Linked DNA regions of Homo sapiens: region 2 is linked to region 1. A link is a loop called in an ENCODE intact Hi-C map of the cell type or tissue named here. Cell type or tissue: Caco-2. All regions are shown on one strand. Links, peaks and the distances in the headings refer to the core of each region. The heading gives the core; the rest is flanking DNA. Region 1 has its middle 33 kb from the start of PLXDC2. Region 2 has its middle 31 kb from the start of ARL5B.

The links. Hi-C counts contacts between places; a loop is a spot of excess contacts. Peaks named below come from ENCODE experiments on the same cell type or tissue, not always from the same donor. Only the 100,000 strongest peaks of a DNase experiment are listed, where the experiment ranks them.
Region 2: it touches region 1 in a loop (31-fold over the local background); 4 of 110 quality-filtered maps call a loop at or near these places.

The regions. Positions count from the first base shown.
Region 1 is chr10:19,774,930-19,791,320 of GRCh38, reverse strand. No RefSeq gene overlaps it. Among named protein-coding and RNA genes, the nearest start is that of PLXDC2, 33 kb to the left of the region's middle. In Caco-2, for the core only: no CTCF peak of the experiment used is centred there; a DNase peak (open chromatin) is centred at 8,350.
Region 2 is chr10:18,682,686-18,699,076 of GRCh38, reverse strand. No RefSeq gene overlaps it. Among named protein-coding and RNA genes, the nearest start is that of ARL5B, 31 kb to the right of the region's middle. In Caco-2, for the core only: a CTCF peak has its summit at 9,382 (motif pointing left); no DNase peak of the experiment used is centred there.

The sequences.
Region 1 (16,391 bases), core at 3,409-11,408:
AAGTGCATCCTTCAGTGTGTAACATGAATTCTTGACCCAGTTATCAGGTGACTTCAGTCTCACATGTACATATCATGCAGGCTGGGATTTTTCCATTCATTTTGTTGGACAACACCCAGATACCTACTTTTAGAAATTAAGCAAGCACGGAAATGAATCATTTGTAAGTAAAGGTCTTAATCTGCCTGATTGGCACTTTCTTCTCTTTTCTATGTATCAAGGACACTTAAGTGTTAGAAGGAACAATCCGATGCTGTATCATTCCAGATATCTTTTAAGTCAGAGTATATGTAGTACACACCAAATGACTGACATGCAACTTTCTGGTCTCAACCATGAGATTAACAAAGACTGGATGAGATGAACAGAGACTGGAGAATTTATCATTTACTCTTCCATTTCACTTGATTTTCTTTTTTTTTCTTTAGTTATGCTACATGTTTATTCTTCTTCTATTACAGAAAATAGTCTATTGAAATTAACAAGTGTAACTATTAACACTATAATTTAAAGATTCATTAAAAAGCAAAATTTAGAGAAATTCAACCACATGAGTATAATAATCAATCATGCCCTTTTGGTGGTTTAAAATGCTATTAGAGTCTTTCCCTTCACATTTTGTGAGAAAATACAAGTCCTAATTTCTCCTCAAATACTAATGAGATATATGAAAACAATGTAATCTTTCAAAAGGCAGCCATTATTTTATGTATTTGTGCTCTGTGAGAACCTATTAATCTTTTAAAAAATTATTTGGTGGACATTTTAAAAATAAAATTTGGAAAGCCATCTGAATTTTGGAAAGGTGGGTAAAGACTGTCTCATTCTATCATCAACTATAATTTTATTACTTTCAGATATAATTTCCAATTATAATCCCAAGCCAATAACATGAGAATTATTAAAGCACAATTAACGATACATCAGATAAATTATCTTTTATTTTTTACTTACTCTATAGTGTCATATGGAAGCTGTGTATTGACTTTGAAACCAGAAATGTTAAATTCCATATTTTTAAATCCCAAATCACTGACACCTCTAAATAACTGTTAAATTGTTGTGACTTCTGTTGTTGTTTCCTATGTTTCTAGTTTCAATTGAAAGACCCGAGATCTAGATTTTACTTATTACCTGTGTCCTGGAGCTTGTCAGCCACACCCTCTGAGCATCACATTTCTCCTCTGTAAAGCAAAAATAACAATTCCTTCCTTAGTTCAGAAGGTGGTTGTAAAAATGAAATAATATAGAACCACATGGTAAACTCTACTGCAACTAGAAATGCAGTATTATTTTATATCAGAAATACTAAGTGCTTAGATAAGCATCCCAAATTTATTATTTCAGGCACTTGAAATCTCAGGCTTGGAATGTTACAATGAGTAAGTTATACCTCTTCCTACCATCCTTTCTCCATTTTGTCGCCAAAATTATTTTCTCCGAGATGTTATGCTCTTCACTAGAGTTCAGCCTCCTTAGACTGTCTTTCAAAGCAGGTTTCGGTACTGCCCACATTTCGTGGATCTTCTCCAGTAGCCCTGAAACTTGATGACCTGCCTTTAACCCAAGTCATCAAGTTTAAACCTGTATTCTTTCTGTCTCTGTTAACTTGCTCATGTAATTCACTTTAATGGAAATATACAGTCAACCCCTTCTGGTGTCTTCACTTCTTGCTCTATCCATTACTGAATATGTAACCCTATCGCCTTTGAGAGAAACCCTAGTACAGAATGTGCTCTTTCCTCTATATATGCCCACTGCTTTTTAAAATACCAACAGTTTTCAGGTCCATAATTTGTTTTCCAGAGCTCATATTTTTATCTATTTAATAAAGTTGGTACTCAGCTCAAGATGTTCTCAAATTGCCCTTATATCTTAGAGTGTGGAATCAAAAGATGAATCATAAATGAAAACTATCATGAAAGAGGATGAAAAAAAAAAGAGGGGAGGCAAAGTTTTGAGATGTTGGGAAAAGAAATCGCTATCCAGGATAGAGAAGAAAAAAAACTGGGGGGGGAGAAAAAATATATATACATATATAAACAATAAACAAAGAAATGAAACAATTCAATTATTCCCTCGGCTGTTGATTTTTGTTTGTTTTAATGGTTCCCCTGTGTTTTCTCCCGAGGATTTAAATAAGGCCTTTTTAAAGCTGGATCAGTGGGAAGAAGCAGACATTCAGCAGTTCTTGCTGCTTAATTTTGAGATGTAAATTCTTTGAATTCCACTGTTACTGAACATTTTCTCCTTTCAGTTAGTAAGGATAAGGAGAGTGGTCATGATTCAGTACCATTTTGGTGTCTCAGAGTTATGAGAAAATCTAGAAACATTTTGTTCATTGTCTTATTTTTAAGGAAGAGATCTTCTTTCACAGTTAATTTATCCACTGTCTTAATTATTTGAGCTTTTGTCACTGACACCCAAGGCACCACTGTTAAACATTTAGGAATTTATTAACACTTTCTTAAAAATCAGATAAAAATATGAAGTGATAGTCAATTTTGCTTTCAATTTTCAAGGTTTTCTTGAGGGAGCAATCTTCAATTTCATTTAATTTTACCCATGTTTTAAATGTAAAAATAATTTAATCCAGTGTAATAGAAAATATGAACATTATAATTCACATCATGATAATAACCCATTTATTTAGCATCTACTATATTTCAGGTGCTTCATATACATATATCTGATTCTCACAAAAATTTTAAGTGATCAGTATCTTAATACACAATTTATAAATGTGGAACCCAACTTTTTAAGTGAATATGTTGCTCAAAGTTATGCAGCTGATCAATGACAGAGCCACGTTTTTAATCCAGTGCAAACACACACACACATTTTCCACTATGCCATGCTGAATGAGCCAAGCATTTTAAAAATTATCAAATGTCTTCAAACTCTCTGTAGCATTTGTAAAAATGGGACAAAAGAGAACATATAGGTTCCAAAACCTCTCATTATTTAAAATTCATAGTAGAGATCAACCAACTCTTCTAACCTGTGGTATGTCATGCCTGCAGATACCTCTAGGTGTCACTAGCAAGCCTAACGCATAAGTAGAGAAAACGCAGAAAAACAAGGAGATAGAAGAAAAGAAAAACAAAGAGAGAAATAAAACAGAGCATACCACCACTAATTGGCTACCAGAGACCCCTGTTGGATAGATCTACTTTCATATCAAATGCATTTTTGAAAATGTGTGTGAAAGTCTCATTCACATTAATCAGATAATAGTCAAATATGGGAAGAGTTTCTCTTCCCAGAGAGTTTAAAGAAAAAATAAAAAAAAGGCAACCTCTTTTTGTTACATTTAATCTTCCATGATAAAATTCCAACATTTTATACATATTAAAGTTGGTTTTTTTTTTGTTTTAATTTAACAACCAAATACAGGGTAGACCTACTTAAATCTAATCAGAATCTGGTTAAGATATATATATATATATTTAAAACTTTAAAAATTTTCCACTGCTATTTAAAATGTATTAGGTTTATGAGAGCTATAGTTCTTGTCAGCCAAGTCAGCATGTTTTGTTTTTCAGTTTTCATATTTTTTGTCAAGCAATAAGGACAAAATGCAATAAGATTAAAATAAGTATAAAAACTCTGGTGCACATAAATGGTAATGTCATTAAAAGGGAATAGCCAAAGAAGAGTTCTTTTTTGTGATAGCTTAAAATGTGCGTCCGCTGCTTATGAAAGTCTGAAATCAGAATTCTGAAGGTCATTTAAAGGACATAGATGTATAATTTGTGAAAATTAAACTTCTATGGAAGATGAACACATTTAGAAAAAGGTAACTGCCTATAATTATCTACATTTTGTCTCCTTGGTTCAATCTCTCTGAGGCCACCTGGTGTTCCTTTAAGTATAATTTATCAAAAACAGGACTGCATTTTAAAATCTGAAGTAGTGAAAAGTTCACTTCATTAATTCAGGGTTTTTTTTGTTGGTTTTTTTTTTGTCTAAAAGGCAAATGCCCTCTTCCAGACACCATGGAAAAATGTAAGAATGGATCAGACTGAGTCTTATCTCAAGGAACTACAAACCCTAAATCCATGAGAAGGCAAAGACTTTTTTGATATTGCTGAATTACACTGGAAGACTGGGTGGTAAGCCTTCAACAAATAATGGTTAAGTGGATGACTATGGTCTAAGAAGGGGAATGTATGCTATATAGACGTAGAAAGGAAGGAAAGAGAAAAAAAGAAAAAGAAAGGAAAGAAAAGGAAGGAAGGGAGGGAGGGAGGGAAGGGAAGGAAAGAGAAGGAGAGACAATACTAAAACTAAAGTACTTAGAGCCAGGGGGAACTTTAGCAGTTACATAATCTATGAAAAACCAGTCCAAGGTATTCCATTTAATAAGTGTTAATAAGTGATTGAATTGAGAATTAGTGTTTCATTTATAGTTCTCAATACAATGTTTTCCCAACAATGTAGTAAAATAAACAAATATGTACTAAATACCCAAGGTGAACTGAGGCAGGATCAGGCTTTATAAAGGATATAGGAAAAATGTGACTAGATTTCTTTGCACATTACTGTGTTTGCACAATAAATGGTAACTATCATTTATTAAGTAGTTCATGTGTAGAATTCTGAGGATGCCTCTTATTAATAAAACTATAACTACAAATACTTCTCAAGAAGTAAATAGGAAAATAAGAGCAAAAGGAGTCAACATATTTTTATTTTCTTTATTTTATGTATTTATTTAACTTTTATTTTAGGTTCAGAGGTACATGTGCAGGTGCGTAACATAGGTAAATTGGTGTTATGGGGGTTTGGTATACATATTATTTTGTCACCTAGGTACTAAGCATAGTACTGGATGGTTACTTTTTTCAGGTCCTTTCCTTCCTCTCACCCTCCTCCCTCAAGTAGGACCCAGTGTGTGTTGTTCCCCTCTATGTGTCCACGTGTTCTCATTATTTAGCTCCCACTTGTAAGTGAGGATGTACAGTATTTGCTTTTCTATTCTTGCATTAGTTTGCTAAGGATAATGGCCTCCAGCTCCATCCATGTTACTGCAAAGGACATGATCTCATTCCTTTTTATCGCTGCATAGCATTCCATTGTGTATATGTACTATGTTTTCTTTTTCCAGTCTACCATTGATGGAAACTTAGATTTATTCCATGTCTTTGCTATTGTGAATAGCACTGCATTGAACATACAAGTGCATGTGTCTTTATGGTAGAACAATTTATATTCCTTTGGTTATACACCCAGTAATGGAATTGCCAGGTAATATGGTAATTCTGTTTCTAGCTCTTTGAGGAATCTCCACACTGCTGTCCACAATGGCTGAATGAATTTATACGTTCACAAACAATGTATAAGGGTTTCCTTTCGTCCACAACCTCACCAGCATCTTTGACTTTTTAATAATAGCCACTCTGACTGATGTAAGACAGTATCTCATTGTGGTTTGATTTGTATTTCTCTGATGATCAGTGATAATGAGCTTTCCTTTTATATGCTTATTGGCCATTTGTATGTCTTCTTTTGAGAAGTGTCTGTTCATGTTCTTTGCCCACATTTTAATGGGGTTGCTTTTGCTTGTAAATTTGTGTAAGTTCCTTGTAGATTCGGGATATTAGACCTTTGTCAGAAGCACAGTTTGCAAAAATTTGTTTACCATTCTGTAGGCTTCCTGTTTACTCTGTTGGTAGTTTCTTTTGCTGTGTGGAAGCTCTTTGGTTTAATTAGATTCCATTAGTCATTTTTTGCTTTTGTTGCAATCGTTTTTGGCATCTTCGTCAGGAAATCTTTGCTCATTCCTACATCCTGAATGGTATTGCCTAGGCTATTTACAAGGGGTTTTTATAGTTTTGGGTTTCACACTTAAGTCTTTAATCTATCTTGAGTTGACTTTTGTATATGGTATAATAAAGGGGTCCAGTTTCAGTCTTCTGCATCTGGCTAGCCAATTATCCCCAGCACCATTTGTTAAATAGGAATTCATTTTCCCATTGCTTGTTTTTGTCAGTTTTGTCAAAGATCAGATGGTCATAGGTGTGCAGTTTTATTTCTGGGCCATCTCTTCTGTTCCATTGGTCAATGTGTCTGTTTTTCTCCCAGTACCATGATGTTTTGGTTACTGTAGCCCTGTAGTACAGTTTGAAGTCAGGTAATGTAATGCCTCCAGCTTTGTTCATTTTGCTTAGTATTGTCTTGGCTATTCAGGCTCATATGAATTTTTAAATAGTTTTTTCATATGAATTTTTGGTTTCATATGAATTTTTAAATAGTTTTTTCTTGTTTTGAGAAGAAATGCCATTGGTAGTCTGATGGGAGTAGCATTGAATCTCTTCATTCCCTTGGACAATATGGCCATTTTTAACATTATTGATTCTTCCTACCCATGAGCATTTGTTTGTGTCATCTCTGTTTTCTTTGAGCAGTGTTGTATATTTTTCATTTTAGGGATGTTTCACTTCCCTGGTTAGCTGTATTCCTAGGTATTTTATTCTTTTTGTAGCAACTGTGAATGAGATTTCATTCCTGATTTGCCTCTGGGCTTGGATGTTGGTGTATTGGAATTTTATTGATTTTTGTACATTGATTTTGTATTCTGAAACTTTGCTGAAGTTGTTTATCAGCTAAAGGAGCTTTTAGACAGATACTATGGGGTTTTCCAGATATAGAATTAGGTCCTCTGCAAACACAGATAGTTTGTCTTCCTCTTTTCCCATTTGGATGCCTATCAAAGTAATTTTAAATAGCACCATAACATTTATAGACTTTGTCACACTATACATAATATTTATCTTGGTTCTTTTCAATAAACAGCTTACTAAACATCTTTCAATGTCATGAGGCATTTATTTTTTAAGATAAACTAAGGCTATTAAATGTTTCTTTTTAACTTCAGTTATACCGTATCTCTAGTGTTCTTTGGAAGTCTTAAAGTTTTTCAGCTTTGATTTCTGAATGGTGCCTTTCCCTGAGGATGTTATCCTGTAGAAAAGGCAGATTAATCCAGCATATATCAAATAAGCTGCTCATTTTCCCTGAAGTAAGCTGAACAGCATTGCGGAGTCAGACCAAGTGCTGGAAAATACCTTCCTAGTATCTAGACAGCAATTGCAGGCATACTTGGGAACTTGCTTCAGAGAGTGGTGTTTTTCTTTGTTATTTGTTTTTATGTTTTTTTTTTTAATTCTTTTCTTATTTTTATGTTAGATTTGCTTTTAGGGTAAATAATGACAAAACATGAAATAAGATGGAGAAATATTTGCTGTAAGATCAAGCAACAATTTGAATTTTTGCTTTTGCTGAGATAATTTTTGGCATCTTCATCAGGAAATCTTTGCTTATTCCTATGTACTGAATGGTATCGCCTTGAATACCTGAATGGTATTAACATTCCAATACCTGAATGGAATTGTTATGTTACTTTACATAACAGCTGCACAAGGGACGCTCACTAGCACAAGAACGGCAAGGAGGAAATCCACCTCCATGATCCAGTCACCTCCCACCAGGCCCCTCCTCCAATTCCACAGGAGATTTGGGCAGGGACACAAATCCAAACCATATTGTGTGGCTAAATGAAATTATCCGTAACACCTGCCATCACAGTCTTAATAAGTGGTACAAGAATAGTCTCAGAACTCTTTGTTTCAATTGGCCATTTAAGTTTAATAGTAAAAAACTGGGTAATGATAACAACGCACCATAAAACCTTTAGAAGAAAAGAAGAATGTTTTGTGGACTATTTTGGCCTTTTCTGCATGGGGCAGTTTTAAGTTATTAGCTTTTAAAGTGAGTAATTTTTAATGGAAACAACTTGATCAAAAATCTGCCACAGAATTTTGAGACCCATTATAACAACATTTAATGAGAAAAAATTATATAGTAATCACTCACGTTTAACTTATGTACCTTTTCTAGAACTTAAAAAGTCTGGATTAGAATATAGATAGCTATGTTTATTTCTTAGCTCTCATTTCAGAATCACAAGTTCCTCGAAGTTATAATGTGGGTTGATTTGTTTGTTACCTGATGTTCCTACACTATATATTAAGTATTCTAGGTGCTGCTGCAAAATATTAGTTGACATTACTAATTAATTAACTTCAGACTTAAAAATTATACACGGCAAATTATTTAACGTAGTCACTAAATTAAACCTTTTTAACATTCAAGAGCAATCCATGTTTGCTAAAGAATATTGAGAATATTTAGAATAGAGTATAAGCCATAATAAGAAATCAAAATTGTTCATAGGTTCACAAATAAGAGATGCATTTGTTCATTCAACATTGTTCACCACCACAAGGGTTTAGGCTGGTCCCTTTGGGTACAGAGCTCAGACAAGCCCTACATTCACAATGCCTACGTTCCCATGGTGGGAGACAAACTGCAAACAAAATGAGCAAACAAAACCATAAAACTTGGAAGCAGTATGTTCTGGGGCAAAGATCACGAAGTGGGAAAGAATTTGATGTATGTGAAGCTTTTGTAGCTGAAGCAGAGGATGAGAATGGAATGAACATGTAGATGTTCACGAGGGCCAGTGTTAGGAAGTTGAATTTTTACTGTTAAGTACAAAAGGAAGCCATTGAAAGCTTTTAGATAGGGAACTAATGTCGCGTTATTGGAAGGAAATAAACCCCCCAAACAGGAAGGCAAAACCAAACCAAACCACACTGATTGCTATAAGGATGGTGGGGGAGCAAAACTGGATCAAAAGAGCTCCAACAGGAAGCAGCTGCAATAGTGCGTCTATCTAAGAGATGATGTGGCTTATGTTAAGGGGATAGCAGAGGAGGAGAGAAGATGATACAGTCAAGATGTATTTGGGAAATAGAACTAAGAAGACTTGCTGATAGACTGGAAGGGGGTAGGAGGAGAGAAGAATGATCCTGGGATATTTTACTGGAACACAAAGTGGACAAGAGTTCTGTTTCCTGAGATGGCAAGGGCTGACGGAGAGTTAGTGTGGCAGAGACCTGTGCTTTTCATGCATTACCAATACTCCCTTTCTTTCTTGGTGTCAGAATTCAGATTTTATTAAGGATGGGAATGGATCCAGCCAAAATCCATTGCTGCCTTCCCTTTCTTGAAGCTAGGTATGTGGCCTTCAGCTGGGTTATGGACAATGAGATACACATACTCAGAAGTATCATGTGAGATTTCTATAAAGGTGTTTGAGACTACATGATGTGACCCTTTTGTATTAAAGCTAAGCATACGTTCATCTGAAAACGTAGCACTTCTTTTCTTAGATAAATATCTAGCAAAAAATGCATACATATGTTTACCACAAGGCAAGTCCAAGAATATTTAAAACAGCACTCTTTCTATAACTTCAAATTAGAAACAGGCCAAAATGCCCATGAACAAATAGAATGGATAAGTAATTTTTGGCATATTCATTCACAATGAAAACTGCTGCAAAATGCCACAAGATGAATGAATTTCACAAATATAATGTTAAACAAAAAGCAAGATACAAAAGAATACATATTATTTCATTTACAAAGGACAGTAACTAACATATGATGTAGGAAGTCAAAGAGTAGATAGCAATGGGAAGGCGGTGGGGTTGATGATTGGGAGAAGCCATTGGGGGAGGTTTTAGGGGTACTGGTGATGGTCCATGTTTTTATATGAGTGCTGTTTTCATAAGTCGTCATTCACTTGGCAGAGTGTCAAATATAATAGGCATTCATTAAAGACATGTGTTGAATAAACTTGTTGAATTTAAGGTGAGAAGGAGTTTTACCAGTGAGAAAATAGCTGTTGTATTATTGCAGTACTCCATAATAATTTATACTCCTACTGAAACAAAAATAACAAACGTGGTTAGGTTGTGCTTCACATATTCTTTTTAAAGCAAGAAAATATTTGTCAACCATATATATTTTCCACATTTTGAATATTTAAATTTGCAAATTCCTAATTTCTGGAAAATTTCTTATTCAGATTATTTCTTCCCTGATTATTCTAGATTAATGAGGTAGTGGGGGTGAAAACATGTACATTGGTCACTAAATGTGTTTCTTGTGGTAATATCCAAGACAAAATGGTTTTCATTAAATTTCAGAAATGCAATGTTAAAGTTAACTCTAGAAGTTTTAGAAAGTGCCAGGAGAGAAAAATAGGAAAGCTTAAAAATGTCCCTAAAATGATAAGGCTTTCAACTCCACACTAATAGATTCTGAAGAATAAATTGGAATGCTTGGGAACTGTTACATGACAAATGAGAGTACAAATATTTTCTTTTTCTAAATGTGCTAAGAAAAACAAACAAACAGAAAGATAAATACTTCCTGAAGAACAACTAAGCCATAGAAATTCAGAACATTTCAAATTTATGAGATATTAAAGCCAGGAAGTATTGCACATGAAATAAATTCTAATAATCTTAGAAAAAAATTATAATAATCTTTTGTCTCCATGGTAAAGGAAGGTGATGGATTTCAAAGGGAAAGGAAAAAAAAAAAAACACATTTGCACTTTCATGTTCTTCTTTCCTATAACTAAATTTCAGATTTTCTACTTGCAGAAATGGAGTGAATTCCCTTTTGTATTATAAGGTTAAGGAAGAAGGAAATCATTTGAACTCTCGATTATACTTTGAAGTGGACTCTGATTGTAATAATACTTTATAAACATTCAAACATCCCCAAAAGGCTATTAATAAATAGTTATCTTAGATTTAACAACAAACAAGAACCCCCTAATGTTTCCTAACTACAGATTACATTTCCAGTTCCATTTAGCCAGCCCCGCAAGGGTGCTCCTATTTAGAGGAACCAGGGGAGAGAGCAAATAATTTAATTCAGTGCAACCCATTCAACTCATTGAAAAACTACTCAAAGCATGGGACTTACCAATGGGTATCTATAGTGTCATTGATTGTTTGTTATTATTACTATGGAATGTACATTATGAGAGGCCACTGGAACTCATAGTTCAGAATACAAATTCTAGAGGCAGATAGAGTTTGAATGCTGCCTTCACCACTTTTAAGCTGTGAATTTGGGTAAATTGCTCAACTACTGAGGGCCTCAAAGTCATTAACTGAGAAATGGGAATAACAGAGTCATATGTCACTTCTTGATGGGAATACATTCTGAGATATGCATCGATAGGTGATTTCGTTGTTGACAAACATCCTTGGGTGTACTTACACAAACCTAGATGGTAGAGCCTCCTACACATCCAGGTTATATGGAATGAATAGTCTGTTGCTCCTAGGCTACAATATCGCACAGCATGTTATTGGACCGAATGCTATACGCAATTGTAACACAATGAAAGTATTCATGTGTCTGAACATAGGAAAGGTACAGTAAAAGTATAGTATATAAGAAATAGTACACCTATATAGGGCAGTGACCATGAAAGGAGGTTGCGGAATTGGAAGTTGCACTGGGTGAGTCCATGAGTGGGTGGTGAGCAATGGCCTAAGACATTAATGTACACTACTGTAGCCCTTATAAACACTGTATACCCAGACTACGTTATTCAAAAATATTTTTCTTTCCTCATTAATAAATTAACCTTAGCTCACTGTAATGATTTACTATATAAATGTTTGATTTCTAAATTTTTGTCTCCTTTGCAATAACACTTAGCTTTAAAACACAAATACATTGTACGACTGTCCAAAAATGTTTTCTTTTATTATATCCTTATTCTACAAGCTTTTTTTTTCTTTTTAAAATTTTTCATTTTTAAATTTTTTACTTTTGAATTGCTTTTGTTGAAAATTAAGACACAAACACACATATTGATCTAGGCCAATACAGGGTCAGAATCACCAATTTCACTGTCTTCCACCTCCACATCCTGTCCCACCTGGAAGGTCCTTGGGGGTAATAATATGTATAGAAGTGTCATCTCCTGCATAAACAGTGCCTTCTCCTGGAATACTCCCTGAAATATATGCCTGAGGCTGTTTTATAGTTAACGTTTTTTAAGTAGAAAGAGTACACTCTATAATAATAATAAATAGTATGGTAAATGCATAAACCAGTAATAACATTGTTTGTTATCACTAGCAAGTATTATGTATTATACATAGATATGCTATATGTGCTGTATTTTTACATTACTGTCAGCACAATAGGCTTGTTTACACCAGCATCACCACAAACATGTGAGTAATGTGTTTCACAATGACATTAGGATAGCTACAGTGTCCCTAAGCCATAGGAAGTTTTCAGCTGCATTATAATATTATGAGACCACTTTTATTTATGCAGTCTGTCTTCCACCAAAACATTGATGGGAAGCACATGACTGTCTATTTACCTCATGGAACTACGAAGATTAATGAGTTACATGTAAAACATGTGCTTATTATCTAGCACCTAGTAAGTTCTAACAAATGTTAATTATCATCATTGTCACTTTTCTTGCTATTAGTCTGTAACCCAGAGAATAGGAAAGGTCAGAGACTTACAAACTTTGTCCTAAGAAAGAGGGATGCACGAGTCATAATTACATTGATCCAAGTAATCACAGCATCCCCTAGGGCTGCTGTGGGAGCAGAGCGTGGAAGAAAGAATCAGTCGCCAAAATTGCTTTCTCCATCACTTCCTGGTCTAAGCGGGAGTCTTCCACTACCACTGGGGCAGTTACAGCTCTTCCTATGGATGATGGGAAAAGACATGGGAAGCCCCACTACCTGCTGGACCAATCACTGTGAGGCTGAGAGATAAGACCTTGAGGCTAGGTGATGTGAGATGCATGATAATGACTGAGCAATGGGCAGAGAACCCAAGTGAGGACAGTGAGGGGAAAATGAGACTCCTGCTGAGTCTGCCATACCTCCAACAACTTTAAGGAGCTCTTTTTTTTTTTTTGATTGTGTGTTTGTTTTTGATACAGAGTCTCACTCTGTCACCCAGGCTGGAGTGCAATGGCACCATCTCAGCTCACTGCAACCTCCACCTCTTGGGTTCAAGTGATTCTCCTGCCTCAGCTTCCTGAGTAGCTAGGATTACCTTCCAAAGACTCTACCTCCAAATATTATCACACTGAGAAGTAGGTTTTCAACATATGAATTGTGAAGCAAAACAAACATTTAGTCCATTCTATGTATGTATGTGTGTGTGTGTGTGTGCACACACGCGCATATGTGTGTGTGTATATCTGGTTTCTTTTGCTAGGTAGGGTAGTGAGGGAGGAATAAGTAAACATAATGTGTCCTTATGCTTTTGATAAGGGTAAATTAATTCAACTTTCTAAGCTTCTCCCCTCTTTTTTATTTGTCTAAACATAGAATTTGTTTTGCCCAATGAGTCAGTTATGACGGGCCTGTCAAACACAGGAATAGACTGTTGCCAAATAGCCTCCAAAAAGCAAGTGCTGCTTTACAATATGAATGCATGCCAGCACAAATGCTCCTATATCGAAGCACTGAGCCAATATTTCTTAAAACCTATAGTAGACTATATGTTTTACATCAAGTTTAAAACAAAACAACAGTAATGAAGAACCCCAAATGCATTCTATGTAAGGCAGCATACTTAGCCTTGTTGTGGATAGAAAGACATGCAAAGACCCTACTCTCTAGGTACACAGAAAGAAAGTAAAAACACTGAGGAATGAGAGATATATTCATTCCTGCCATGCAAACCTGTGAATGTGAGCCATTCGTTTACCCCCTCTTGGTGAGCCCCAGTTTCCCATACATTCTCAAGTCCCAGGGTTGATCTGAGATAACGTGGTGGTTTTTCTTACTCTTGAAATTCTTGAAATCAATCTGACTAGAATGTATGCACAAGAAACGTAGGCAATAATGGCAAAACATAAGGGAGGTTAAGTGTGCAATGAGTGTTATCGCTACCGTGAGAATCCAGGGCAAAGAGTTCACTGCAGGCTGAGAGGTGGAGGAGAGGCTTCCTGGAGAAGGGAGGACTTCACTGGAAACTTCAAGACAGAGTACGAGATGGATAAACAGTGAAGACAGGATAGGGAGGTTCATTTGGTTGATGTGGCAGTAGGATTGTAGGTGATAAAGATGGAGGGTAATGACATGAGAAGAAAGTTTTGTTGAAAATTAAAAACCACAAGATAAGTTTGGGAAAATACGCTGCAACTTGTCTATGATTCACTCATTCCCCACTTTTCTGTGAAAAATCTCAAACAAAGAAGCATGATGCCTTGTGAGATGAACTCATTCTGGCAAGGTTATTAATTACTTATTTTCATAATTTTCTAATTGTGTTATATATTTAATAAATTATGAAACAGAATAATATTTTATAACATTTTCTAGTTTATTTTCTTACAGCAAATAAACAATAAATTTGTATAAAAAACCCTTTATAGTAACAAATAATGTTAAATATCCCATGAAAAATAACAAATAATACTTTAATAATTTTGTAATATATATAATTGGTCTAGATGTCAATAAATATTTATTTGGCACCTGCTATGTGTCAGGCTCTGTGGCAGGTGCTGGGACAGATACAAATCAAAATGCTCTCTGATTGGAGTAAGAAATAATTTTTCAAACCAAGAGTGAATGGAATAAGGAAGAAGTTATGAAACCAACAAAACTCAGTCAATAATATAATGCAAATAGGTCTTTCTAATAAATGAACAGTGTTTCGATTTATATGTACTTTATTCCAAAGAAACCTGACAAATATTTTTTGCCTTGATTTATTAACGTTGATCGATCCTGATACATAACTATTAATTTCATTCAACAAATATGTTTTTACAATATCACTGCAGAATATTTAAATTAGATTGATTATTCTTAGCTTGTAGAGGTGATCAAATTTATCATATAATTATTTCAAAATATCCATTTATTAGAAAGAAGGAAATAGAAACTTTGGAAGTCCCAAAAATGCCTACGAGCTCTGTTTCCTTAACTACAAAATAAAAAGGTGGTGACAGAATGATGACATTACTTCCTGGAAGAAAATTTTACAATGCCATGAATTTGGCAGGGCATATCCTTATCTATCAATTTTCAGACTTAATATGGTTTGGATGTGTGTCTACTCCAAATCTCAGGCAGAAATGTGACCCTAGTGTTGGAGGTGGGGCCTCGTGGGAGGCACTGGAACACGGGAGCAGATCCCTTATGAATGGCTTGGTGCCATCCCCCTGGTAATGAGTGAGCTCATGCTCTGAGTCCACGCAGGATCTGATTGTTTAAAAGTGTGGCCAGGCGCAGTGGCTCACGCCTGTAATCCCAGCACTTTGGGAGGCTGAGGCGGTCGGATCACATGATGTCAGGAGTTCGAGACCAGCCTGACCAACATGGAGAAACCCGGTCTCTACTAAAAATACAAAAAGTAGCCAGATGTGGTGGCACACGCCTGCAATCCCAACTACACGGGAGGCTGAGGCAGGAGAATCACTTGAACCCCGGAGGCAGAGGTTGTGGTGAGCCGAGATTGTGCCATTGCACTCCAGCCTGGGCAACAAGAGTGAAACTCCGTCTCAAAAAGTAAATAAATAAATAAATAAAGTGTATGGGACCTCCTGCTTCTCTCTCTTGCCATGTGATGTGCATGTTCTCCTTTGCCTCCTGCCATGATTGTAAGCTTCCAGAGTACCTCATCAGAAGCAGACGCTGGCACTGTACTTTGTGTATAGTCTGCAGAACCATGAACCAAAATAAAACCTCTTTTCTTTATAAATTAACCAGCCTCAAGTATTCCTAGATAGCAACGAGAAAACAGACTAACACAGAGTGTTTTGGATTTTCCTTGAAGAAACAGAAGCTATAGCAGCAGGCACACACAAGGTTAACTGCATAGCTGCTTTTCAGGGAAGAATTTGTTAGAGCAGATAGACTCAGACAGTGACATGAACAATGACACAGCCTTTTCACTTGTTATCTAAGTCCCTTTCCTTCCTCAATTCTCTGAGATTTCGCTTCTGTAATTTCTCTGAGTCTACAAAATACCCATCAGTTTCCTCCTACAAATGACTAAACAGTCACATTTTAATTTTTTAAGCAAAGTGTTTAATGTTAGCATTAACAATGGTGATTATTTGTGGGGTGTGGCTAAAATGGGATTAAGAAGATGGAAGAGAGGGGTGAAGACTTGGAAGCAGGGGACAGAGACAGGAGAGAGATGTCTCACTGTATATCTTTTAATGCTTTCTGGTATCTGAAGCACATAATTGTAGCCCCTTGACAAAAACACAAGTAAATGCCTAACAACAACAACAAAAAAACAAATACCTACCCCCAGCAACAATAACACATCTGCAAAGAACAAAATTTACCCTTCAATATGTATGGAGATTGTTAGTGTTAAATTATAATAACCAGAAGTTGCTAGTGATATATAAGTAAATTAGGTAAGATATTTCAACTGTGAACTTTTCCTGAAAAATATACAACCTACACAACATTTTAAATATTTCTAACGGCTGGGTGCAGTGGC
Region 2 (16,391 bases), core at 5,057-13,056, 1.1 Mb after region 1:
AGTAAGTTGTTCTTTATTAAAGCACACACTCTTGCAATTTGTCATTTTCTAAGGAGTTGAAGGAATAAAAAAAAAATGTATCTAAATGAAAAACCAAAAGGCACAAAAAATCGACTAAAAATCCTGTATTAGTCTGTTCTCATACTGTTATAAAAAACTACCTGAGACTGGGTAATCTGTGAAGAAAAGAGGCTTAATTGACTCACAGTTCCACAGGCTGTAGAGGAGGCATGGCTAGGGAGGCCTCAGGAAACTTACAATCATGGTGGAAGGTTAAGGGAAAGCAAGCAGGTCTTCACGTGACCAGGAGGAGGGGTGGGGGAGGGGGTGCTATATACTTGTATACAAGCAGCATTAGGAGGATGGTGCTATACTATTGGAAACTGTCCCCATGATCTAATCACCTCCCACCAAGCCCCTCCTCCAACACTGAGGATCACAACTCAACATGAGATTTGGGTGGGGACACAGAGCCAAACCATAACAAATCTAAGTTTCAAACTAAGTAAACTGGCCATCAGGGTTAGATGGCAGGTGAAGGGGATCTGTAAGTAGCACTGATTTCCATGGGCACAGACTGCAAGTAGGCCCCTCTAGACTGTAACTGGACCACTGCAAAGGAAGAGAAATCTCCTCACTGGGGCGGGGTGGTGGGGGTAAAATGAAAACACACAAAGAATTTGACCTGAAATTGGGCTAATTATATTGTCTCTATATGGAGACAGCAGTCAGAATACTTAAAAACTGTTATTCTAATGCCTTTTGCATTATGACTGTCAGTGGATCTAGTAACCAGGATAAGATGAACTACACTGTGGTAGCAAATAAAACCTGAAAGCTTGGTGCTTAATAGAACACAAGTTTGTTTGTTTTTTTCCTCTCTCTTGCTACATACCTCTTCCACCTGGAGGTCCCATCATCTTCTGGTTTAAAGTTTAGCCAGAATATAGGGGGAAGAAAACAACCTGGAAGTAAAACAATTGACTCCCACTTACAGTCCACTGAACAGTACTAGTCACAAGGTGAATGTAACTGTTAGGACAATGACAAATGTAGAGGAAAGCACAGATATAGGTGTGTATTTACAGTTTCTTCCATGATGTATTTTGGCATTATAAAGCCATTCTGCTTTTTGACACATGGGTTTGTTTTTGGGTTTTTTTTGTTTTTGTTTTTGTTTTGCGACTGAGTTTCACTCTATCACCAGGCTGGAGTGCAGTGGCACGATCTTGGCTCACTGCAACCTCTGCCTCCCAGGTTCAAGCGATTCTCCTGACTCAGTCTCCCAAATAACTGGGATTATAGGTGCCTGCCACCATGCCCAGCTAATTTTTGTATTTTTAGTAGAGACGAGGTTTCGCCATGTTGGCCAGGCTAGTTTCAAACTCCTGACTTCAGGTGATCTGCCCACCTCAGCCTCCCAAACTGCTGGGATTACAGGTGTGAGCCACTGCTCCCAGCCTGAAGCATGGTCTTGATGTTTAGCTAAAAGAACTATATAATTTATGATAATTGGATTTAGCCCAGATGCTTTTAAAATATACTCGCAGAAACTCAGAGCTTTGCATTTATATTCTTTGGCATTGTGCTCCAGGATATACTTAAGATACTGTATTATTTATTTCTATATAAATTATCTCAAAATTTAGCAGCTTGAAAGAGCATGCGTTTATTATAATATCTCACAGTTTCTATGGGTCAGGAATTTGGATGTGGTTCAGCTGTATACCTCTGGCTCAAGGTCTTTCGTGAGGCTGCAGGTACACTGAGGTTGCCTGAGGTGAGGACTCATCTGAAAGCTCAACTGGGGGAAGATTCACTTCCAAGCTCATTCATATAGTTATTGGCAGAATTCCTTTCCTCACAGGTTGTTGGACTGAGGACTGTGGCTCCTCACTGGCTGTGGGTCAGATGCTATTCTCAGTTTCTTGCACAAATGCCCCTCCATAGAGCTGCTCACAACATGCCAGCTGGCTTCCTTCGGAGAAAGTGTGCAAAAGAACAAGACAGAACAGCCAAAGAAGGAAGCCACAGTCTTCTGTAACCTAATCTCAGAACTGACAGCTATATGTGCCATTTGTCATATTCTATTCATTAGAGGTCAATCACTAGGTCTGGCCCACATTCAAGGGGAGGGGACTATACAAGGGCATGAATACTAGGAGGCAGGAATCATGGGGCTATCTTAAAGGCTGCTTACTACAGACGTCCTTCCAGGCTACCTCATTTTGGCCTCTGTTAGATTCTATTTCAACTCTTTTATTTCTTTGAAGGTTATTTTTTTTTCCTCATATTTAGTCCAGTGAGGGTCACTTTAGTGCTGACAACTAGATTAATTTTAGTACCTTAGGTTTGGATTTCTTCTTAGTTCATGATGTTGAACATGGCCATATATGACAGAAAGATTGAAGAATAATGTGTGAAACCTGTAGTATATCCAAGGTGTGCAGTCATTGGCCGGGCACAGTGGCTCATGCCTGTAATACCAGCACTTTGGGAGGTCGAGGTGGGTGGATAACCTGAGGTCGATCACAGGAGTTTGAGACCAGCCTGGCCAACAGGGTGAAACCCCATCTCTACTAAAAATACAAAAATTAGCCAGGTGTGGTTGTGTGTGCCTGTAATCCCAGTTACTCAGGAGGCTGAGGCAGGAGAATTGCTTGAATCCGGGAGGTGGAGGCTGCAGTGAGCCAAGATTGCACCACCAGCTTCGGCAACAGAGTGAGATCCATCTCAAAAAAAAACCAAAAAACAAAAAACAAAACCAAGATGTGCAGTCATCGAAAAAGGAAAAAGCATGGACTTTCTTCAGCTATCTAGTGTTTTGTATGTACACTTTCCTAGTTAACCTCTTATATGACTTGCTGGGGTTTTTTTAAATTCCACCTGGTGTTACCCTGTTTAAATATCTTTGGGTGAGTGATAAAGGCCTATTATTAAATTTGAGTGCAAACATGCTGATTTATTAGCAATGGCATTTGAAGGATAATTCCACTCATAGAGAACTTTGTTGCCTGCATCAGGGGCTAGGTTAGACTGTGTAACAAACAACCTTAAATATTAAGTGGCAAAAAACTATCAAGATTTATTTTCTACTCCTGCTACACGGACGGCACGGTGAGGGTGGGGAATAATTTACTCCTTGTTGTGATTCAGAGATGCAAGCTGGTTGAGGAACATTATCCCAAATGTCGGTCATGATTCCAGAGAAAACAAGAGAGTTCTGGAAGATCTTACAATGCAATTAAAGATTTGGTCCCGAAGTGACAGATGTCATTTCCACTCTCAAATCACTGGCCAGACCTCCATGAATGGCTTCCCAACCAGAAGGGATCAGGATGTTCAATATTACCATTTTCCCAGAATTGGGAGAACCAGAAATGTTTGAAAACAACTCTAATGACAACCCCTCACATCCCCCATCAAAAATCACTATAAGAAAATCTTTTGGCTGGGCGCAGTGACTCACGCCTGTAATCCCAGCACCTTGGGAGGCCAAGGCGGGCGGATCACGAGGTCAGGAGATCGGGACCATCCTGGCTAACACGGTGAAACCCCGTCTCTACTAAAAATACAAAAAAAGTTAGCCGGGCGTGGGGGTGGGCACCTGTAGTCCCAGCTGCTCGGGAGGCTGAGGCAGAAGAATGGCGTGAACCCGGGAGGCGGAGCTTGCAGTGAGCCGAGATCGCGCCACTGCACTCCAGCCTGGGGGACAGAGTGAGACTCCGTCTAAAAATAAAATAAAATAAAATAAAATCTTTTTTATTTTTCTTTTCAACTTGAAGGTCAAGCAATACTGTTAATATGTTCAGATTTCATTGTGTAATCATATAACAATTAATATTCTTTCTTCAAGGCTGGGCACGGTGGCTCATGCCTGTAATTCCGGCGCTTTGGCGCTTTGGGAGGCCGAGGCGGGCGGTTCACCTGAGGTCAGGAGTTCCAGACCAGCCTGGCCAACATGATGAAACCCCATCTTTACTGAAAATACAAAATTAGCCAGGCATAGTGGCGGGCGCCTGTAATCCCAGCTACTCGAGAGGCTGAGGCAGGAGAATTGCTTGAACCCGGGAGGCAGAGGTTACAATAAGCCAAGATCACACCACTGCACTCCAGCCAGGGTGACAGAGAGAGACTCCATCTCAAAAAAAAAAAAAAAAAGAAAGAAAAGAAAAAAAGAAAGAAAGAAAAGAAAACAACAACAACAACATCAAAAACCGACAGAGAGATCTTCCCTGAGCAGCCTTTCGCTTCCTATTATCTTGTCCTGCTTTTCTCTATAGTACGTAGCCCTGGAATTACACTATATATTCATTCATGTATTATTCTTGATAAAATGAAAGCCTCCTGAAAGCAGGAACTTTATTGTAGTCACTGCCTCCTACAGTAACAGATGGACTCGGTAAGAGTCAAGAGCACTTAGAAGATCCAGTCAACAAAGTAATTGTAGCAGAACTCAAATCCAGAAAGGCAAGAAGTTTTTGTTTCTAGCACTTTAAACTCTCCTACCTAACAAAGTGCCATACTGCACAATCCTTTGTAAGTATTTGTTGTTGAAATTTATGAATAAATGCCCAAAGTGAAAAGAATTTGTGTTGCCGATTCTTCAAAGGTGCAATAAAATATTTTTCTCAGCTAATACCTTCTAACTGCATGGCAGCCAGGAAAAAAAAAAACAAACATGCAGTTGCAGAGGAACCTGGTAGAGCCTTCTGAAAGGTATAAAGAGATTAGAAATTCAAAATTGCTCATCTCTGGCCTAAATTATTAGCAGAGTGGACCTGAAAAGGCCTCTCAGTGGAGCTAGCCTAATTCTGCAGTCTGAAAGCAACATTGCTACATTCCTTTGAAGAAATAAACTTGAAATTTTCTATCGCAGTCAGAGCCTAGAGGAGAAGGCAAATACCTGCGCACCTGCACTACAACCTCTTCTTCCAACACGACAGAAAATGCTTGTCAGTTGTAACATCCTTTCCCTCTGAACCTAGCCTCAGCCCCAGATTCCTCAGCAAGACTCTGCTAGAAGTCATGACAATCAGTACTTGAATGCATCCTCCAAAAGTTCAAGTATTGGAAACTGTTCTCATGAACAGATTGATGGATTAATGAGGGCTCTGCCCTCATAAATGAATTAATGTCCCTATCACAGGGATGGGTTTATTATCACAGAAATGGCTTTCTTTTTCTTTCTTCTTCTTCTTCTTCTTCTTCTTCTTCTTTTTTTTTGAGACAGAGTCTCGGTCTGCTGCCCAGGCTGGAGTGCAATGGTGAGATCTTGGCTCGCTGCAAGCTCCGCCTCCTGGGTTCAAGCAATTCTCCTGCCTCAGCCTCTCAAGTAGCTGGGACTACAGACACGCACCACCACGCCTGGTTAATTTTTGTATTTTTACTAGAGATGGGGTGTCACCATGTTGGCCAGGCTGGTCTTGAACTCCTGACCTCACGTGATACACCTACCTTGACCTCCCAAATCACTGGGATTACAGGTGTAAGCCACCACACCCAGCAGAAATGGCTTTCTTATGAAAACAAGCTTTCCATGGCTCTCTTGTACTTGCTCTGTGTCTCTATGTGATTCCTCCTGCCATGTCATGACACAGCAGTAAGGTCCTTACATGACCCCAGCACCATGCTCTTGAACTTTCCAGCCTCCAGAACAATGAGCTAAATCGACTTTTATTCGTTATAAATTACCCAGCTGATGATATTCAATTATAGCAACCGAAATGGTCTAAGACAGTACTCTAGATGACATTTGTCACTGTTGCTTATACAGTCATGTGTCACTTAACGACAGGGATACATTCTAAGAAATCTGACCTTAGGTGATTTTGTTGTTGTGTGAACACCGTAGAGTGTACTTCCACAAACCTAGAGGGACTAGCTTACTAAACACCTAGGCTATATGGTATAGCCTATCGCCCCTAGGCTATAAAGCAGTACAGCATGTGACTGTGCCGAATACTGTGGGCAACTGTAACACAATGGTAAGTATTTGTGTATGTAAACATATCTAAACATAGAAAAGGTACAGCAAGGCCGGGCGCGGTGGCTCATTCCTGTAATCCCAGCACTTTGGGAGGCCGAGGCGGGCGGATCACGAGGTCAGAAGTTCGAGACCTGCCTGGCCAATATGGTGAAACCCAGTCTCTACTAAAAATACAAAAATTAGCTGGGTGTGGTGGTGTGCATGTGTAATCCCAGCTACTCAGGAGGCTGAGGCAGAAGAATCGGTTGAACCCAGAAGGCAGAGGTTGCAGCGAGCCATGAGCCAAGATCATGCCACTGCACTCCAGCCTGGGCAACAGAGGGAGACTCTGCCTCAAAAAAAAAAAAAAAAAAAAAAATTGGGGGGTTGTGGGGGCAGGCGCGGTGGCTCACATCTGTAATCCCAGCACTTTGGGAGGCTAAGGCGGGCAGATCACCTGACATCAGGAGTTTGAGACCAGCCTGTCTAATATGGCGAAACCCTATCTCTACGAAAAATACAAAAATTTGCTGGGTGTGGTGGTGCACGCCTGTAATCCCATCTGCTTGCAAGGCTGAGGCAGGAGAATCACTTGAACCCAGGAGGGGGAGGTTGCAGCACTCCAGCCTGGGTGACAGAGCGAGACCCTGTCTCAGAAAAAAACAAAAAAAAACAAAGAAAGAAGAAAAGGTACAGCAAAAACATGGTATAAAAGATAAAAAATGGTACACCTGCATAGGGCCCTTACCATGAACACTGGAGGTTGCTCTGGGTGAGTCAATGAATGAGTACTGAATGAATGTGAAGGCCTAGGATATTACTGTACACTACTGTAGACTTTAAAAACACTGTACACTTATATTACACTAAATTTATTTTTAAAAAGTTTAATAATAAATTTACCTTAGCTTACTTTAACTTTTTTACTTTATAAACTTTTCAATATTGTTAACTTTTTGCCTCTTTTATAATACACAAACATTCTACAGCTGTACAAAACTATTTTCTCTCTATCCTTATTCTATAAGCTTTTTTTCTATTCTAAATTCATTTTACTTTATTTTTTACTTTTTTTTTTTCTTTTTGAAACAGAGTCTCTGTGACCCAGGTGGGAGTGCAGTGGTGTGATCTCGGCTCATTGCAACCTCTGCCTCCTGGGTTCAAATGATTCTTCTCCCTCAGCCTCCTGAGTTGAGTAGCTGGGATTACAGACTTGTGGCACCACACCTGGCAATTTTTTTTTTTTTTTTTTTTTTGGTAGAGATGGTGTTTCACCATGTTGGCCAGACTGGTCTCAAACTCCTGACCTCAAGTGATCATCCACCTCAGCCTCCCAAGGTGCTGGGATTACAGGTGTGAGCCACCATGCCCAGCCTACTTTTTTACTTTTTAAATGCTTTTATTTGAAACCAAGACACAAACAAGCATATTAGCCTATGCATGGTCAGGATCATCAATATCACTGTCTTCCACCCTCCCATTTCATCCCACTGGAAGGTCTTCAGGGCAATAACATGCATGGAGCTCTCATCTCCAATGATAATAATGCCTTCTCCTGAAATTTCTTCTGAAAGGCTGGCCTGATGCTGTTTTACAGTTAACTTTTTAAAATCAATAGAAGGAGTACACTCTCAAATAACAATATAAATGATGTTATAGTAGATACAAGAAGTAGTAATATAGTTGTTTATTATCATTATCATGCAGTATGTAGTCTATATAATTATATGGGCTTTGCTTTTATACGACTGGCAGTGCAGGTTTCTTTATACCAGCTTCCCCACAAGCCTGTGAGCAACAATGCTTTGTGCTGTGACATTACGATGGCTACAATGTCACTGGGCAACAGTAATTTTTTAGCTCCATTATAATATTTTTGTTTTTGTTTTTCTTTTCTTTTCTTTTCTTTTTTTTTTTTTTGAGACAGTGTCTCATTCTGTCACCCAGGCTGGAGTGCAGTGGCACACTCCAGAAATCAGTTGCCCAGGCTGGAGTGCAGTGGTGCCGTCTCGGCTCACGACAACTTCCACCTCCCGGGTTCATGTGATTCTCCTGCCTCAGCCTCACGAGTAGCTGGGATTACAGGCACATGCCACCACACCTGGATAATTTTTGTATTTTTGGTAGAGACGGGGTTTCACCATGTTGACCAGGCTGGCCTCAAACTCCTGACCTCAGGTGATCCACCCACCTGGGCCTCCCCAAGTGCTGGAATTACAGGTGTGAACCACCGTGCCCGGTCTGTTCCATTATAATCTTACGGGATCATAATTGTACATGTGGTCCCTTGTTGACCAGAACATTGTTTGCAGCACGTGACTGTGTCAGTCACTCATAGGCAAAATTATCAGAGTGAGAAATCACAAATCATTATCTTGCTCTGTTGCTACAACAAAACTTACAGACCTCAGATCTCAATACGGGTAAATCTAAAATTCCGAAATCAGTCTTTGTTACTTCATCCCTGTACAAGTAGACAAAGAGTGATCTTCATTTGGGAGGCATGTGATGCAGGCTTTTTGTGGGGAAAAGATGATCCCTTTTAAAAAGAAAGGTTAGGTTTCAACCCGTGAGTACATCTCCTTAGATGTTTCAGATCAAAGTTGGGAATGTGACCTGTATTCAAATCAATTCTAATTCATAAGTATTTCTAGAGTGTCTGTTATGTGGAAAATTCATTTTCTGGTAGAAACAGGTTATTGAGAAATGGAAGTAAACTAATAGATCTCCAATAGCAATTGTATTCAGAGACAACACTGCATTATATGATAAACTATTATAAATAAATGATAATTGCTAAGGGATCTGATTTGAATTCCATTTTTCAGATACAATGAATTCAAACTTCTTAATAACTAAGCCAAGTCTATTCTAGTCTATTTGAAATAAACTCTTAAAAAGTTTATTTTTGAAATTTCTATGGGGAAAAAAAATTGCCAGTAAACAAATTTGCAACATAAAGGCAAGTGCGACAGTGTATTTCACCAGTAAACACATTTGCAACATAAAAGTAAATGCGACAGTGTATTTCACCAAATAAGAGGGTAATTTTCAAGGACTACAGCAACATTCACTGGGCAGCAATAATAAATATCAGTTAATGAATCTCATCTACCCTTTAAAGCCAGTCTAGTGGGATCTATATTTTGGCAAAGTAATTAGCAATGTACTCAAGATAGCATAGCTTTGATTATCAAACATTCTGAATTTTTTTTAAAAAATTATTATTTAGATTTATCATTTGTGTACCTAGGCCTATTCTTCCTGTGACTTTAGGCTGGCGAGGTGTTATCTGCACAAAGAAAATTTTAAATATGTATTCAGTTACCAAATAACTTTAAAACTTCTGTAATAAGAAACGTTCAAATAATAGCGAAGAGGATTCAACAGTGCAAAATAAAATCCTATTCTGCCATCTAGAGGAAACACACTGTCTAGAAAACTAATTTACCTCTTGATGGCCCCTGAAGCTTAAAGTTAGAAGAAATATTCTGTTTAAAAAGAGAGGGGAGGAGTTGTGAGAGGCTGGGTATTTTTTTCTATGCCACCATATCAGGTTTTATCAAAGAGAAGAAAATAATATTTCAAAAAGCACTTTTTAAAAAACAGCATTCACCTGTCTTCCTCTTCTGAGTCACATTTAAGTTATATTCATATTTAAACTCCTCTGGAGTTCTTTATTAAATGACAAACAAAAAAAAAAGAGAGAGAGAGAAGGAGAAGAACAAGAAGATCAAGAAGAACAAGGTCAGCTGGGTGCGGTGGCTCACACCTGTAATCCCAGCACTTTGGAAGGCCGAGGTAGGCAGATCACTTGAGGTCAGGAGTTCGAGACCAGCCTGGACAACATGGTAAAACCCCACCTCTACCAAAAATACAAAAATTAGCTGGGTGTGGTGGCACGTGCCTGTAAACCTAGCTACTTATGAGTCTGAGGCAGGAGAATTACTTGAACCCGGGAGGCCGAGGTTGCAGTGAACCTAGATTGCACCACTGCACTCCAGCCTGGGTGACAGAGTGAGACTCTGAACAAGGTCAAGAAGAACAAGAAATACATCCCTTAACTTACCGTGACATGGGTTTACTGACTGTCAGGACTAGAGAATGGAAAAAAGGAGAAGGCAGGAGAGAGAAAGAGAATGATGAGAAGGAAAAGGAGGAAGAAGAAGGCAGTGGGAAGAAGAGGAGAAGCAAGAGGGAAGAAAGGAAGAGGAGAGAGAAAAATGAGGAAGAAGAAAATAAGAAAGAGGAGGAAGAGGAGAGAGAGAGGATGAGAAGGAAAACAAACCCCAAAGCCTCTCATTTACTGATTACATATTTTATTGCTAATGCTTCAGCTTAAACTATCTTTTGTGATTGTTTACATTGTAGTTTTCTAATACCATATTAACATTTTTTTCTTTTTTCTTTTTTTTTTTTTTTTTGATGGTTTCTGGCTCTGCTGCCCATGCTGAAGTGCAGTGGTGCAATCTTGGCTCACTGCAACCTCCTCCTCCCAGGTTCAAGCAATTCTCCTGCCTCAGTGTCCCAAGTAGCTGGGACTACAGGCACTCACCACCATGCTCTGGCTAATTTTTGTATTTTTAGTAGAGACGGGGTTTCACCATGTTGGCCAGGTAGATCTCAAACTCTTGACCTCAGGTGATCCGCCCCCTCAGCCTCCCAAAGTTCTGGGATTACAGATGTAAGCCACCGCACCTGGCCCAGATTTTAAAATTTTCTTAGCTAATATATACCTACTGTTAAACAGTATTATAAACTGCAATATATCTGTTACAGGTACATTGTATTTGATTTTCAGAGCATATTACATATATGATTTTTTTAAAATCAGGAACGACTTCATAACAGAAAGGAACATTAAGAATAATCTATGTCAGCCGGCGGTGGTGACTCAATGCCTGTAATCCCATTTTGGGAGGCCGAGGTGGGCGGATCACCTGAGGTTAGGAGTTTGAGACCAGTCTGGCCAACACAGTGAAACCCCGTCTCTACTAAACATACACAAAAATTAGCCAGGTATTGTTTTATTTGTTTATTTCTTGTAGAGATGGAGTCTTACTATGTTGCCCAGGCTGGTCTCAAACTCCTGGGATCAGGCAGTCCCTCCCACTTCGGCCTCCCAAAGTGCTGGGATTGCAGGCATGAGCCACCAGGTTGCTGCACAAGCCATCTGGCTTGTTCTCCTGTTCTCTTTCTTGATCAGTGTACTGCTGACATGCATAGTTTCAATTTGTGAAAATTCCTGAACTGTCCACTTCTGGAATGTGCACTTTCCTGTACCTGTATTACCCTTCACGTTAAAAACTCGCAAATAAAATGAAAAGTTAATTTGGGGAAAGAAAAAAAAATGAGCTGTCAAGCAATGAGAAGACACGCGGGAAGTTTAAATGCATATTACCATGAAAAAAGCGAATCTGAAAAGGCTACATACTGTATGATTCTAACTATATGACATTCTCCAAAAGGCAAAATTATACAGACAGCAAAAAGATCAGTGGCTGTCAGGGGTTAGGTGGAAGGGAAGGAGGAACAGGCAAAGCAGAGGGATTTTAGAACACTGAAAGTATTCTGTATGATATTATAATGGTGAGTGCATGTTATTATGCATGCGTCAAACCCCATAGAATCTACAATACCAAGAGTAAACCCTATGGACTTTGGGTGACGATGACGTGCCCTGTAGGTTCTTCAGTCATAACAAATGTACCGCTGTGGTACAGGATGTTGACAGTAAGGGAGGCTGTGTGGGGGTGGGAGGGAATGGCAGATGGTATATGGGAACTCTTTATACTTTCTCCTCAATGTTTCTGTGAATCGAAAGGATAAAGCCTATTTTAGTCCAGGCGTGGTGGCTCACACCTGTAATCCCAGCACTTTGGAAGGCCGAGGTGGGCAGATCATGAGGTCAGGAGTTCGAGACCAGCCTGGCCAACATGGTCAAATCCCATCTCTACTAAAAATACAAAAATTAGCCGGGCATGATGGCGAGTGCCTGTAATCCCAGCTACTCGGGAGGCTGAGGCAGGAGAATCGCTTGAACCCAGGAGGTGGAGGTTGCACTGATTCAAGATCGCACCATTGCACTCCAGCCTGGGCAACAAAAGTGAAAACTCACGTCAATAAATAAATAAATAAAATAAAAATTTAACAAAATAAGAGTAAAGTCTGTTTTTTAAAAAAGGAAAGGGGTATCCCTGGCAACTGTTTGATTCTGCATTCTCCCAAACCTGCTTGCTAAGGATATAAAAGGCTTTTATTCACTCTCAGGATATTCCCAGTCACCCCATTTGTTGGGTGGGGTTTGTGTCTCATTAACTCTCACCACTAGCCTGGAGATAAAGTAACCTTAAAAGCTGGATAGGGCCAGGTGCAGTGGCTCATGCCTGTAATCTCAGCACTTTGGAAGGCCGAGGTGGGCGGATCACTTGAGGTCGGGAGTTTGAGACCAGCCTGGCCAACATGGTGAAAACCCACCTCTACTGAAAAATACAAAAATTAGCCAGGCGTGGTGGCACATGCCTGTAATTCCAGCTACTCGGGAGCTGAGGCAGGGGAATTGCTGGAACCCAGGAGGCGGAGGTTGCAATGAGCAGAGATCGCGCCACTGCACTCCAGCCTGGGCGACAGAGTGACACTCTGTCTAAAAAAATAAAATAAAATAAAGCTGGATATTGCCATTTTCCAGGCTCTCAGATTGGAGTTTGCCAGGCTCTTTTTCCTACTTTAAGTCCAGCAAGCTTGGGTTGCTATGGCTAATGTTAGTGTATTCTATCTGAATTCCCAATATATGTTCAGCTGAGGAACCCTTATTTTCCTCTCTCAGGGTTCTTCCCTATGACTGATGAGCACCACCCTGTCCCCTCCACCAGCTTTCTCCCTGCACAGTGTGTTCGGTCCATCTCTTCACTTTTCCTCCAGAAATAATAATGGTCTCACTTTGTTAAAGCAAAAGGCCACCAGTGAATATGTAAAACAGATATTCCTTCCAAAGCAAGGAAGAGTTGGGTTTATAAGGCAGTGGTTCTCAAACTTTAACTTCCATTGGAATCATCTGAAGGGCTTGTTGAACTAGATTTCTGGGCCCTTACCTTGAGAGTTTCTAATATAAAAAGTCTGGGATGGAGTCTGAAAATCTGCATTTCTAACAAGTTCCTAGTTGATGCTGACATCATTGTTTGAGAATCACTCTAAGGGTTAGTCTCTATGAGCAAAAATACGGTTTGAATGGAACACAGGGAATTGGAAGAGTTTCAATCTTCTTATCAAATTCCCCCAGTGGAAGCATGATCATTCACTTTCACTGACTGGCTGACTTTCTGAAGCATTGGCTCGTCACTGATTCGTCACTGATTGATTGTCAGAGACGTACGCATTCATGTGGGGCTGTCGTTCTTACCTGTAGGGATATAGCAAAAAGACAGTATTTTTCCTTTCTTGAATCTGGAGTACAAAACCTTTTTATTCTCAGTTTTATGGGCGCATACCCATATTGGCCCTTCCCCATCAAAAGCAGGGTTATTAGTTTCTCCCATTAAGAGAGTGCACCACAATTTGTCTTACTGGTAGGTTATCATCAAAGGAGTCTCATCTAGAAATGTAGGGGCTGGTCTACAGAGTGGGATTCATTGGAGTCACTGGAAGTTATAACTCTACTGAGGACTCCACCATTCAGCAAAATTAATCAGGGCTGAATTGTTGTAATTCTTTGTTTTTCCTTATTAACTCAGACCTGAACAATCTGTATATAACCACCCAACAGGTGGATTCGCCTTGCTTGCTGCCTAGACAGAGATGACTTATCAAGACAGGAGAACTGCAATAGAGAAAGAGTAATCCATGCACAGCCTGACAATTCAGAGACTGGAGGTTTTAAAGATAATTTGGTAGGTAGGGGGCCAGTGAATCGGGGGTTCTGATTGGTCAGGTCAAAGATGAAATCACAGGGAGTTGAAGCTGCCCTGAGTCACTTCCTGGGTGAGGACCACAAGACAAGAGCCAGTTTATTGATCTGGGTGGTGCCTGCTGATCCACTGAGTGCAGGGTCTACAAAATATCTCAAACACTGATCTTAGGTTTTACAATAGTGATGTTATCCCCAGGAGCAATCTGGGGAGGTTTAGAATCGTGCAGCCTACAGCTGCATGACTCCTAAACAATAATTTCTAATCTTTTGGCTAATGTGTTAGTCCCACAAAGGAAGTCTAGTCACCAGCCAAGAAGGGGATTTGTCTTGGGAAAGGGCTATCGTTTTTGTTTCAAACTATAAACTGAGTTCCTCCCAAAGTTAGTTCAGCCAGCTCCCAGGAATGAACAAGGACAGCTTGGAGGTTAAAAGCTCTTAAAAGATGGAGTTGGTTGGGTCAGATCTCTTTCACTGTCTCAGTTATTATTTTGCAATGGTGGTTTCATGTATGCCACAGGCTCCAGGAAATAAAGGAGATGGATGGGAAATCAACGTCTCTTTTTCCCTATCAAATTTCTCCTTACCACAGTCATACATATAACTATCACTGGGGCATTCTGTGGGTTTGGGGGTAGAATCAGCCACAGCCCTAATCTCACCCTGGGAAACCCTCAGAGGTGGAACATGGTCTCAAGTACTTTTGAATGAGGGTGGTAACTACAACCACATGAAGCTGGCCATTTCCAGAGAGCAATACTGGATACAATAATAAGTGGTGGGGACATATGTTCAAGTTACTGATTTGTTAAATTGTGCACATTGTTTCATGCACGTCATGTAAGTTATAATTTTCTCAAAGGAAATTATAACTTTGACAAGGAAAGAAAAAACAGGTTTGAAAAGGAGCCACTGTTCTTGTTTGCATCCGTGTTTGCTTTTTGTTTTGTTTATAAGCAGAGGGAGTTAGAGTTCCTATTTAGCTCAGGCAGGCATATAGCTAAGAATTCCCTCAGAATGTGAAATCCTTCTCCAAGCCTTTTCTCTCCACCTCTTCTGAGCCACAGGGTCCCTGTTCTGAATACAAATTGCCGTTGCTAGCCAAGTGACTTCCATTATGCCTATGCATCCCCTGAACTTTGTTTTTGGGCAAAGCATATATGGAGGAAATTTTTTCATTTCCCTTTCATTCTGTCAGTAAGAGAAAACGAAGCCAGAGCTCAAGTTTCTTGAACCTTTCTCCCTGGTAGTGAACAGCTTTAGAACCACATGCATCTGGGCCGGGCGTGGTGGCTCACGCCTGTAATCCCAGCACTATGGGAGGCCGAGGCGGGCAGATCACCTGAGGTCAGTTTTTTGTAAAAGTACAAAAAAATTTCCCTGTAATTGGTGCATGCCTGTAATCCCAGCTACTTGGGAGGTTGAGGCATGAGAGTTGCTTGAACCCAGGAAGAAGAGGTTGCAGTGTTATTTTAAATTGAATATGAAAATACCATAATTCAGAACAGAGCCATAGATCAGATGATCCCTATCAAGTATGAAGTATCTTGATGTTGAGTCATATAGTGTCATCTGCCAAAATAAGGTGACTAATTTGAAAGAAGTGATAAAACAGCCAATCCCATTTTGGAAGACGTGCATTCATTGTTATTATCAAACTGAAACTACATTTGTTTCTGTTGCAGAATAATCCTCAAGTATAGCAACATCAAATCTCCAAGTCCTCACAAAAATGTCAGGTCAAAAATCTCAGATGTGAATTCAAATTTGCTGAGGAGTATACATATTTCTTAGTAGGAAGGGTTTTTTAAACAAAGAAAGGTTAAATCAAGAATCAGTGTATGAGCCGGGCACAGTGGCTCACGCCTGTAAACCCAGCACTTTGAGAGGTCGAAGCGGGCAGATGGCTTGAGCCCAAAAGTTCGAGACTAGCCTGGGGAACATGGCGGGACATCTCTACAAAAAGTACAAAAAAATTACGCGGGTGTAGTGGCACATGCCTGTGGTCCCAGCTACTCGGGAGGCTGAGATGGGAGGATCACTTGAGCCTGGGAGGCAAAGGTTGCAGTGAGCCAGTATCGCAAGTGGCCACCTGCCAGCATGTGAGGGTTTTGTTCAGGATGCTCTTTTAGCTCACATGCAGTAGAATTAATTCCCCAAGACATGTGAATGTGTTACCTTACCTGGCATAAGGGCCTCAAGATGGGAAGGTTATCCTGGATTATCAAGGAAAACCTAGTTAGAAACACTAGGGTCCTTAATATGAGAAAAGCATAGGATGATGAGAATGGGTAGATGTGTTGACAGAAGCCAGATGGTGGAGTGATGTGAGGAAGGGGCCATGAGCCGAGAAATGCACACAGCCTCTAAAAGCTGAAAAAGGTGAGGATGAGTTCTCTCCTGAACCTTGAGGAGAAACACAGCCCTGCTGGCACCTTAATTTTAGACTGTTTTAAATCACAAAATTGGGGATAATTAGTCAAAACCAGTGATTATCTGCGGATGGGGAGTGGAGCAGAA